Linked DNA regions of Homo sapiens: region 1 is linked to region 2. Evidence: read pairs that join two places in POLR2A ChIA-PET (ENCODE). Cell type or tissue: OCI-LY7. All regions are shown on one strand. Links, peaks and the distances in the headings refer to the core of each region. The heading gives the core; the rest is flanking DNA. Region 1 has its middle 120 kb from the start of PTEN. Region 2 overlaps LOC105378415 (a long non-coding RNA gene).

The links. ChIA-PET counts read pairs that join two places held together with the same protein. Peaks named below come from ENCODE experiments on the same cell type or tissue, not always from the same donor. Only the 100,000 strongest peaks of a DNase experiment are listed, where the experiment ranks them.
Region 1: POLR2A ChIA-PET joins it to region 2 with 13 read pairs; 4 of 35 experiments call an interaction of 5 or more read pairs at or near these places.

Annotation. Positions count from the first base shown.
Region 1 is chr10:87,978,712-87,984,095 of GRCh38, forward strand. No RefSeq gene overlaps it. Among named protein-coding and RNA genes, the nearest start is that of PTEN, 120 kb to the left of the region's middle. In OCI-LY7, for the core only: no CTCF peak of the experiment used is centred there; no DNase peak of the experiment used is centred there.
Region 2 is chr10:88,080,889-88,086,272 of GRCh38, forward strand. LOC105378415 (a long non-coding RNA gene) reads right to left here. Exons shown (of 6, transcript XR_007062225.1): 3 at 4,361-4,390; 4 at 1,894-1,952. Among named protein-coding and RNA genes, the nearest start is that of PTEN, 220 kb to the left of the region's middle. In OCI-LY7, for the core only: no CTCF peak of the experiment used is centred there; a DNase peak (open chromatin) is centred at 2,063; H3K4me3 peaks cover 1,843 bases; H3K27ac peaks cover 2,568 bases.

The sequences.
Region 1 (5,384 bases), core at 79-5,078, 100 kb before region 2:
TTCTCCTGCCTCAGCCTCCCGAGTAGCTGGGATTACAGGTGTGTGCCACCATGTCCACCTAATTTTTGTAGTTTTTAGTAGAGATGAGGTTTCACCATATTGATCACGCTGGTCTCAAACTCCTGACAGGTGATCCACCCACCTCGGCCTCCCGAAGTGCTGGGATTACAGGCATGAGCCACCACCCCCAGCAGACATACTTCATTATACAGTGCAAAAAAAGTCACATTTTAAAAATATCACCACCGAGCTCACCAGGATAGTCTTTACATATTCGGAAGCTGTCAAGTTCATGGTAGCAGGTATAAGATTTTAAAAATACTAATTTTGGCTTAAAAGCTTGAATTTTATCACTTATAACCCACAGGGGTCATGGGCCACACTTTGAGGATCACTGGTGTTAGAGGTTTGGTTGGAGAGACGCAAGTAAGAGAACATTTCCCTAACATGCCCAAACACATTCCTTTTCAGAGTGCTGAAGGAATTTGAAAATGAGGTCTCAGAATTACCAGCAGTAATTCCTGATAAATTAAGAAAAATGGGAGAGAGTTCAGAGACAAAGACATGAGAAAAGATTGCCATAACTCTCCAGAAGGATGGATTCTGGGTAATGAAGGCCAGTATGTTTAACACTGATTCCCAGAAAAAGACTTTAATATATTCAGTAGCAGTTAGTTTAAGAACATTAGAAGATAATTCGGTGATTACCAGATGTCAATGAGGGCTAGGTAGGTCATTTCAAAGCCTTCTCAAATTTCATTTTTTCTTTATGATCACCTGTCACAGTGCTTTACGTGATGTACATACAAAAATATTTGCATAACTGTATAAAACAGTTGAATAATAACTGTATAGCATATTGCTTATATAAACTGCACAAATCTCATTTGAATAAAAACCATTTATAAAGTACTTGCAGTATGCAAAATGTGTTGGGCAAAGGGCAGGTCTGAGAGGCACACACGAGGAAAACTAAAACAGAACAGAAGTCTAATGGTATTTTCAAGTGTTATAAAATATGTGAAGTCTGCCTTGTGAGAGAAGGTAGCATTGGCTTGTGGAAAGAGCATAGCACAGGAAATTAGAACATCTGGTTGCTCATCCTGGCTTTACCATCAACTTAATGAATGACCTGGAGTAAGTTACTTCACTTCGAGACCTATGCTCTATATCTGCAATATTGAAAATGCTGGATAAGATAATCTCTAAAGCCCCAGAAAAAGATGGAGTTGTACTCTTTCACTCCCAGGAACATATACTGGAACTTATGAGTAGAACTTTGGAGAGACCAAGTTTGCCTCACAATGAGTAATATTCTAGTTCTGCACTGTCGTATAGTGACTTCAGTCACTAAGCTACATGTCTCTATGGAGCACTTGAAATGTGACTGGTTCAAAGTGAGATTTGCTGTAAGTATAAATTACACATCAGATTTTGAAAACTTAGTATAAAAAGTAGAAGGCAAAATATCTTGTCAATTTTTTACATTGATTACATATTGATAATATTTTTGATATAGTGAGTTAAATTATATATATAAATTTTTTTTTTTTTTAGATGGGGTTTCACTCTGTCGCCCAGGCTGGGGTGTGGTGGTGTGATCTTGGCTCACTATAACCTCCACCACCCAGGCTCAAGCCATCCTCCCACCTCAGCCTCTCAGGTAGCTGGGACCACAGTTGTGCACCACCATACATGGCTAATTTTCTGCATTTTTGGTAGAGATAGGGTTTCACCATGTTGCCCAGGCTGGTCTCGAACTGCTGAGCTCAAGTGGTCCACCTTCCTTAGCCTCCCAGAGTGCTGGGATTACAGGTATGAGCCACCTCCCAGTCTAAATTAATATATTTTAAAAACATTTCACCTGATTTCTTTTACTTTTTAAGATATATATGGCTAATGGAACACTTAAAATTACATATATGGCTCATATTATATTTCTACTGGACAGGGTAATTCTAGCTAATAGAGTTTCCAACAAAATAATAATAACTTGAAGAGGAACCTAATTTTACTTTTCATTTTGCATTTTGAGGTACACAAGCAGAGACTGGGTCATAGTTCTGACAAGAGGACCTCACAGAAGACTCCATTTGGTGTGCATTTGATCTAAATTTGTGTTCTCAATCTGTGCTCAGATGAATGCTTGGGCTCCAGCAGCACCCAGATTTGTCATAGGGGAAGGAGGAGGAGGACAAAGAGGTCTTTCTGTCTTCCCTTCCTCTTTCAAACAGAGAGCTGATCAGTATGTATTACTGAATAAATGAATGAGTGTACAAAATATATTTATGTATTTCAGGTAAAATGGATGAAGTTTAGGGTTCAGGCTTTGGACCAGGTCTGGCCGCTGGTTTAATTCTTGGTGCCACTGTTTACTAGCTCTATGACCTTACTTACTCCCTCTGTGCCTCAGTTTCTTCATCTGTAAATGTGGGGTTTGCATGTACAGTTTTGAATACAGTATAGTATATTTCCCTAGAAACATGGCTTGCTCCTAAACATTTGGCAATGCTATTGCATAAATTAATCTTGCAAGACAAAACTACACACAACAAGAAACTCTTATCTTGCCTGTAAACAGGTTGTTAAACATGTTCTCACTTCCTTCTGTCACCACCTGTACAGCATGTTTTTGAAGGAATTCCACAGTGCTTGTGATTAAAGCAAATTTGTACACTGCCTGGACACCCTTAGCAACTTGATCTTATGGTAGAAGAACAATTTGTGGAGATTTGGAGACTTCATATTCAATAAGGACCTGTTAGGGGCAAAGTGATACAAGGTGCCTTCTCTTTACTTTTGCCTTTCCCATCCAAACATGACCCTGAACATCTGGCAGCATGAAAAGGGGACATGCTTATCCAATACACCTGCTAGCTGACTGCCAGGATTCTAAAACTTAGGTCCAAATGGTGAGTAGTGTTTGCTTTTGTAATCTAACACTAGTTGACATCCTACTACAGTTCTCTTCCATTCCACAGACTTTCTTTCTTATTTATTTATTTATTTATTTTTGAGACAGAGTCTCATTTCGTAGCCCAAGCTGGAGTGCAGTGGCGTGATCTCGACTCACTGCAAGCGTTGCCTCTGGGCCTTAAGTGATTCTCCTGCATCAGCCTCCCAAACACCTGGGACTCGAAGTGTGTGCCACCACACCCAGTAAATTTTTTTTTAATTTTTAGTAGAGACGGGGTTTCACCGTGTTGCCCTGGATGGTCTTGAACTCCTGAGCTCAGGCGATCCATCTGCCTCGCCCTCCCAAAGTGTTGGAATTACAGGCGTGAGCCACTGGATCCAGCTTCCACAGACTTTCTTTGCGCTGCTTGGTCCAACCCTCGCACCTCTTTTATTCTCAGAAACTTCCTTTGCCTTCTACTGAATAGAGAAAATTAAGGCTATCATGCTGCCTGGACTGCTTCAACATCCTGTCCTTCTTTTCTCTATTATCAACCAACTCTCTACCTCCCTTGACCTGCCTCCCTCTCATTTTAGAGGAAAAAAATATTTCCTTTCTTGGTTTTTTTTTTTTTTCCCCAAGAGGGAATTTCGCTCCTGTTGCCCAGTCAGGAGTGCAATGTCACGAGTTCGGCTCACTGCAACCTCTGCTTCCCGGGTTCAGGTGATTCTCCTGCCTCAAGCCTCCTGAGTACTTGGGATTACAGGCATGCACCACCATGCCCGGCTAATTTTTGCATTTTTAGTAGAGACAGGGTTTCACCATGTTGGTCAGGCTGCTGTTGAACTCCTGACCTCAGGTGATCCGCCCACCCCAGCCTCCCAAAGTGCTGGGATTACAGGCGTGAGCCACCGTGCCTGGCCTCCCTTCTTGTTTAAAGCTAACTTTTCTACAGTGCTCTTTCTTTCCCAGGACAAAGATTGTGTTTTATTGGATTATCTCTTTCTCTTCTTATTTTCAACATTTGACTCTCTTTTGGATCATTTCTTGGAGTTGAAAAATATTCTTAAATCTCTCCATTTTTATCAATAAACAGAGAAAAAAGAAAGCTTTCTCTATCTTGTATTCTATTTAGTTATCACTCTCCTCTTTCTCTTAAAACTCAAGTTCAAAAAGGAAAATCTACCCTTGTCTCTACTTCCTCACATCTCATTCACTAATTTTTCTATTTGTAATATCTACTATTTTAATTTAGTTACAAATGCACATATGTGAAAGAATATATGTAAAATAATATATTTAATATCAATTTGGATATATTCTATACCCCCCTGACCCAATCATTTCCACTGACCTTTTCCTTCCCTCCACCCCAATCACCAGCTCCCATTGTAATAGGCTTGATTCTGCCATTTCCAGTTAGCAAAGATCTCGCAAACCTGTGTTTTCCAGCATCCACCTCTCTATCACCTCCAGAATTTTCACTCACTTATTTTTTTTTATTTTTTTTTTTTATTTTTTTTTTGAGACGGAGTCTCGCTCTGTCGCCCAGGATGGAGTGCAGTGGTGGGATCTCGGCTCACTGCAAGCTCCGCCTCCCGGGTTCACGCCATTCTCCTGCCTCAGCCTCCCAAGTAGCTGGGACTACAGGCGCCCGCCACTACGCCCGGCTAATTTTTTGTATTTTTAGTAGAGACGGGGTTTCACCGTTTTAGCCGGGATGGTCTCGATCTCCTGACCTCGTGATCCGCCCGCCTTGGCCTCCCAAAGTGCTGGGATTACAGGCGTGAGCCATCGCGCCCGGCCCACTCACTTATTTTTATACTACTTCTACTTCAGCATATTTAAACCTCATAAGTCTTAAAGTCCACTGAACCTAACTCTTTTTCATTATTCATTTCCCCTCTTCTATCCTTACATATGTTCCTACCCATTTCCTGGTTCATCATTATAATCACTCTCTTATAGCACATTATTAATTTCTTTGACACTCTCTTTCTCACTCATTTGCCTGGCAAATCTGAAATTGTGTATGTGCTACTGTATGCCTACACCTCAGCAGGGTGAAACACAACTGTGCTTTTTGGTCTCACTGGATGTTAATCCCCAAATATCAAAAATAGACATCACCACCCCACAGTAGTCTTACTTTTTCCTGATACTTTTCCTGGTACATTTACTTTCGCATTCTCTAAGATAACAATTTTATGACTTCTCACTCTTCAAACTTCCAAAACTGTGATCAGTGACTCAAACTTACATTTTATACACATCACCATGGAAATTATCACATGGAAACACTCACATCTTCTTACCACAGAATCTACTAACCTATCAGAATCAGTACCATGCTCCGTGCCTTTCTTCTTGTTACAGTCAATGAGTGATTTTACTCATTTCAAAGACCAATCTCTTCATATTGAATTATATCTCTTCTAGTGGTTTAAAACCTTTTTAATGCAATCATTTTCTCTAATTAGCAATTCTT
Region 2 (5,384 bases), core at 60-5,059:
ATGCTTACCATAAGACCCAGAATCTCACTCCTAGGTAGTAACCCCAAATAAATTAAAACTGTGTTCACACACAAACTTCTACATGGAAGTTGATTATGGCTTTAATTGGTGAATGGATAAACAAACTGTGGTGCATCTATACAGTGGAAAATTACTTAGCAATACATAGGAATGAACTACTGATACATGAAATTACATGGTTAAAGCTCAAAGGCATTATGCTGAGTAAAATAAGCCAGACTCAAAAGGCTATAAACTGTGTGATTCCATGTATATGACATTTTGAAAAAAAGCAAGCCTATAGAAAAAGAGAATATATTAGTGATTGCCAGAGGTTAGGGTCAGGGGCTAGCTATAAAGGGGCATACAAGAAATTTGGGGGGTGATGGAATTATTCTGTATCTTAATTGTGGGAGTGGTTACTTGACTGCATATGTATATCAAAACTCACAGAACTGCACACTAACAAGGGTGAATTTATCCTAAAATAAGCCTAATTTGTAAAAACTTGTGGTCCCCCAGAATCTCCTGTTTTTATATTTATCAATATAACATATATATTTGTATGGCCACCAACTCATGCCTGCTTCTTTGGAAATGGTTTCCTGCCCACAGTCCCTGCTGAAAGAATGGGCATAGACTATGCTTCTTCTAGCTGATTCCATATCCAGACCCCACTCGATGGGACCATGGGTAGACATCTACCCTGAACTGAAACAGTAAGATGCTCTCTGTTGAGAGTTTAAGAGACATTGAAATCCAGCCCAGAGGGTGTAGATTTTGGCCTGCAGGTATGTTTTGTTTGGCACAGTGTTTAAAGAAAATTAGTTGCCAGCATAAAAAAGTGGGAGATTTCACATAGAAATCCAGATTTCCGGCTTCTCTTGAAGAAATGGGAGGATCCGGTAAAATGGTCCCAAATTCCTGCATGAAGACAATGGCTGGAGCTGAGATCCATTGCCCCCTTCACACCAGTATGCACTCTCCATCTGCACAGCTCCTGCCACTCCCTGTGTGAAGCCCAGGGGTGGCTGTGCTGGTGCTATTAGTGGGCTTTTATAGTTATAGGAAATAGAAAATCTTTCTTATATTTTTTTCTGTATCAAAACTGGGAAAACTGAAGATAGGCCATATTTTATGAAAAATGGGAATAAGCATATGACTTTGTGAAAGTAATGACTCTTCTAGTGGCTTATAAGAAACAAACTAAATGTGTCTGCTGAAAGAATATACACTGATTCCTTTCTGAAACAAATGTAGCTTTCTGCACTCATCCATGCTGCCTTCCTGGTCTCTGTAGGGATTTGAGTTTGCCCTGCTCTCCCAGTCAAAAGGTTTCTGAGTAAAAGAGTGCTAAGGTTGCATAAAGTTGAAGATAAATAGGCACCATGACGAGCTATATCCACATGCAAGCTTGTGTCACTGGGGAGGAGAAATTGAGAGCCTTACAAAGAAGCAAGTCTATAGAGATTGAAAAATAAAGTGTGTGTGTGTGTGTGTGTGTGTGAGAGAGAGAGAGAGAGAGAGAAATTGAGAAGCATACAGCTGTTCAAAGGAGAGTATAAGTGAATTTTCTTTAATCACTTATAGAAGGAGGTGGGATTATAACCGAAGTCCTCCGATCAGTGCTTCTCAAACTTTAACAGGCACACATATCCTGGGGAGCTTGTGAAAATGGCCATTCTCATCCAGCACATCTGGAGTGAGGTCTGAGATTCTGCATTTGTAATGAGATCCCAGGTGATGTCAATGCTGCTGACCACATTTTGAGCAGCAAGGCCCCAAATCATACAGTCTACAAAGAAATGGTAAAAATTTACCAGCCTCAGTTTTGCTTTTTAACCACCATCTCTCCATTGAAGGACTTGGTATAATCAGTTTACGGTCACTTACCAAAGAATATCACTCCCCCTGAACAAGGTGCTATTTACAGGTTAGTGGGTGCTGGCACTCTGGAAAGAAAGAATAATTTTGTGATTGCCTGGCTGGCACCTTAAGAGAAGCCATCTGGATTAGCAGCCCAGCTGAGGGACTGTGCACCCTCCCTGCTTAGTCTTGGCTGGTTTGCTCTGTGGCCTTAGGCAAATCACCATAGTCTCTGCTTTCTCACCACTCAAACGGAAGTTAAGTTTTTGACCTTGTAGGATATTGTGAAAGATTTAATTAGCATTTGTGAAATCTTGCAAGATCTATAGAGGAAAGGTACTTCAGAAGAACACAATAATTTATAGTCACTATCATCATTTCATTACCAGTTTAGCTGATCTGCCAGGCAAGTCAGTCTAAAGGAAGCTGTCTCTGTAATCTACAACTCCCTCATGGTTGAAAATACTGCAAGGAGGAACATTACAGCTATCTGTGGAAGAAGAGAAATTGTGCTTCTTTTTCACAATTCCTGATATTACTCAGGTGTCTACCACTTCAGGTTTTAATATAATAGTTTTTTTCTCATGTAATGAAGGAAGATTCTCTTTTTAATTGTCCCTTCCTTCCAAATATGGGCCACTGTGATATCTGTTTAAAACTTTGGGGCTCTGGTTTGAAAGAAATGTTTTCTCATCTCTCTTTCTCTAGAGAAGCTCTGTCCAATAGAAATGCAATATGACAACAAAAGCAATTTAAAAATTCCTAGTAGCCACATTAAAAAAAAAATCAGATAAAATTATTTTTTAGAATGTGCTTATTTAACCTCATATTTCTAAAATTTTTTAATGTGTATAAATATAAAAATTGTTGAGATATTTTGCCTTTTTCCGGTATTGCCTTTGAAATTTGGCATATCTTACACTTGCAGCACGTTTCAAATGGGATGCTAAATTTTCCTTAAGAAATAGTCCTGGCTGGGCACGGTGGCTCATGCCTGTAACCAGCACTTTGGGAGGCTGAGGAGGGCGGATCACGAGGTCAGGAGTCCAAGGTCAGCCTGGCCAAAATGACAAAACTCTGTCTCTATTAAAAATACGAAATATTAGCCAGGCATGGTAGTGCACACCGGTCATCCTAGCTACTAGGGAGGCTGAGGTATGGGAATCTCTTGAACTCAGGAGGCAGAGGTTGCAGAGAATCAAGATTGTGCCACTGCACTCCAGCCTTGACAACAGAGCGAGACTCTACCTCAAAAAAAAAAAAAAAAAAAAAAGAGAGAGAGAGAGAGAGAGAGAGAGAGAGATAGTTAATCCTGGTTTAAACTTCCTAAAGTTTACAACTGAAAAAGTAGATTCACATATCCATATTATTCTAAACATTTTTATTTTTTCCAACTGAATAGAGTATCAGGTTTTAAATTTAAATGTCAAGTATGAAATGAAATAACACTTAAAAATCAGTTCCTTGGTGGGGGTTGGGGGGTACTGGTCATATTTCAAAGGCTCACATGTGGCTAGTGGCTGTCCTATATTGGACAGGGCAAGGCTAGACTCTCAGTGAGGGCTGCCGAAGGCATGAGATTGCAGAAGGCCTATTCCTGCTCCACCAGTAGTAGTTTATGTGTGTCCTTTGTCAATGGCATTGCCTCAGAGCAGACAAACCCTGTCAATGTGGTGAGAAGGCCTTCCCTCTGTCAATGCACATTATTTGCCTTCTACTATTTATGGCATTGCTGGTTATCGCTCTTCTGTCTCTCAGAATGGCTCTGTTCTCCAAAGGGACCTTGCAAAGATCCAAGCTGGGTGCCACTAGCCTAAAACAGCATCTACCCAAAAACAGCATCTACCCGCTCATGACTCCACTTATTCTTTCAACAAATATTTATAAAGCAAGTTTCTATGCCCAGCCCTACTAAACTTCAGCAGCTGCTTCAGCTATGAGAAAGGATGACGAGGTCACTGCCCTTATGAAATTAATGCCTAGAAGTGGTAGACAATAAATGGAAAAAGACAAATAACAAATGAATAGCAATACAATATTGGTAAAGAAAAGTACAGGTCTCCTTGAGACCATATGATCAGGAATCCTGTTGGAGGCTCAGTCAGTCTTCCTTAAGAAAATGATATTTCCACTGGGTCCTGAAGGGATTGGGCAGTGAAGAGCTGGGAGAGGGGTCTAGTCTAGGAAGACAATATAACAAATTCAAAAAAGTGGCAGAAGGTAGGGTGACTAGAGTGTGATGGGCCAAGAAAAATGGGGAGATAAGTAAAGGCCAGTTCTGAAGGGCCTTGAAGGCCTCAAGAAAGACTTTAGTCTTTGTCCTAACAGACTGGAGGTCACCAAAGGCTTTTAAGAATAATTTGATCAGATTCAGATTCCCCTTTTAGGCTTTACAAGATGGCATGTGGCTGCAGATCTTCCTTGTGATTGCCACCCTAAATTCAAACTGGCTGACAATGACTGTGGAAGAAAAATGACACTTTCATTTCATTACCTGTTTACTGGAAACAGCCCCCAGAAATCTCTGAAAAAGAAATACAAAGGCAGTCTGATGGCACTGAAGGAGTGACATAACAAAGGAAAACAAAACAAAAAACACAATGAACAGACAAAACCCTGCACATTCCAGCTCAAATTTAAATTGAGTCTGCCAGGGTTAAGACTCATTATTATTGTATTATCAATGGTGGTACTAGTATTAATAATGATGACCATTGCTACTATTTATTGAGGGCCCATTGCTTGTTAGTTTTATATATATACATAAATATATATTAGTTTTAATCTACAGAAAGACCTGCCTGCATAATAGATATTATTCCTATTGAAGCGGCATCATTGTCTGGGGTAAATACCCAGGGTTCGTCATCTCACGCCAAGAAGATTAAGGACACGGACACACACGAGGAGTGAGTTTAGGAACAAAGGTTTAATAGGCAAAAGAAAGAGAAAGGAGAACAGCTCTCTCCCTTGCCAGAGAGAGGTGAGCTCCTGAAAGGAAAAAGCTGGCCTGTGGGGCACTGCGCTGGATTTTATAGGCAGGCTTGAGGAAGCAGTGTCTGATTTATGTAGGGCCCACAGATTGGCTCTACCAAGTATGAGGTTTACATAGGGAGGGAAAGGCTGGTTGCCCCATTCTAATCTTATTATGCAAATGGGGTCTTTGCCTGGCTGGTGCCATATTGTCTTCTCCTTACTGTACACATGGTTTGGCAAAGAGAAGGGAAGATGGAGCCGCCATTTTGAACATGCTTAGTCCCAGGTAGCCTTTTCCTATTGGCACTACTGCCGGCGTTCACCCGTGCAAGCTTCCAGCTTGCTTGTCTATGTCTGCAGCTCGATTTTACAGGCTGTTCTTTGTTAGAAAAGAAAATGATTTGGGGGCTGCTTTTCATTAAAAGGAAAACCTTATGGAGGACTCCCGTACCCTCACTGTCTGCCTAAGTAATTTCTTCTTAACTCCTATATCACTATTTCATTTGATATACTAGGAAAGGGAGTTACACAAATGTTAAACA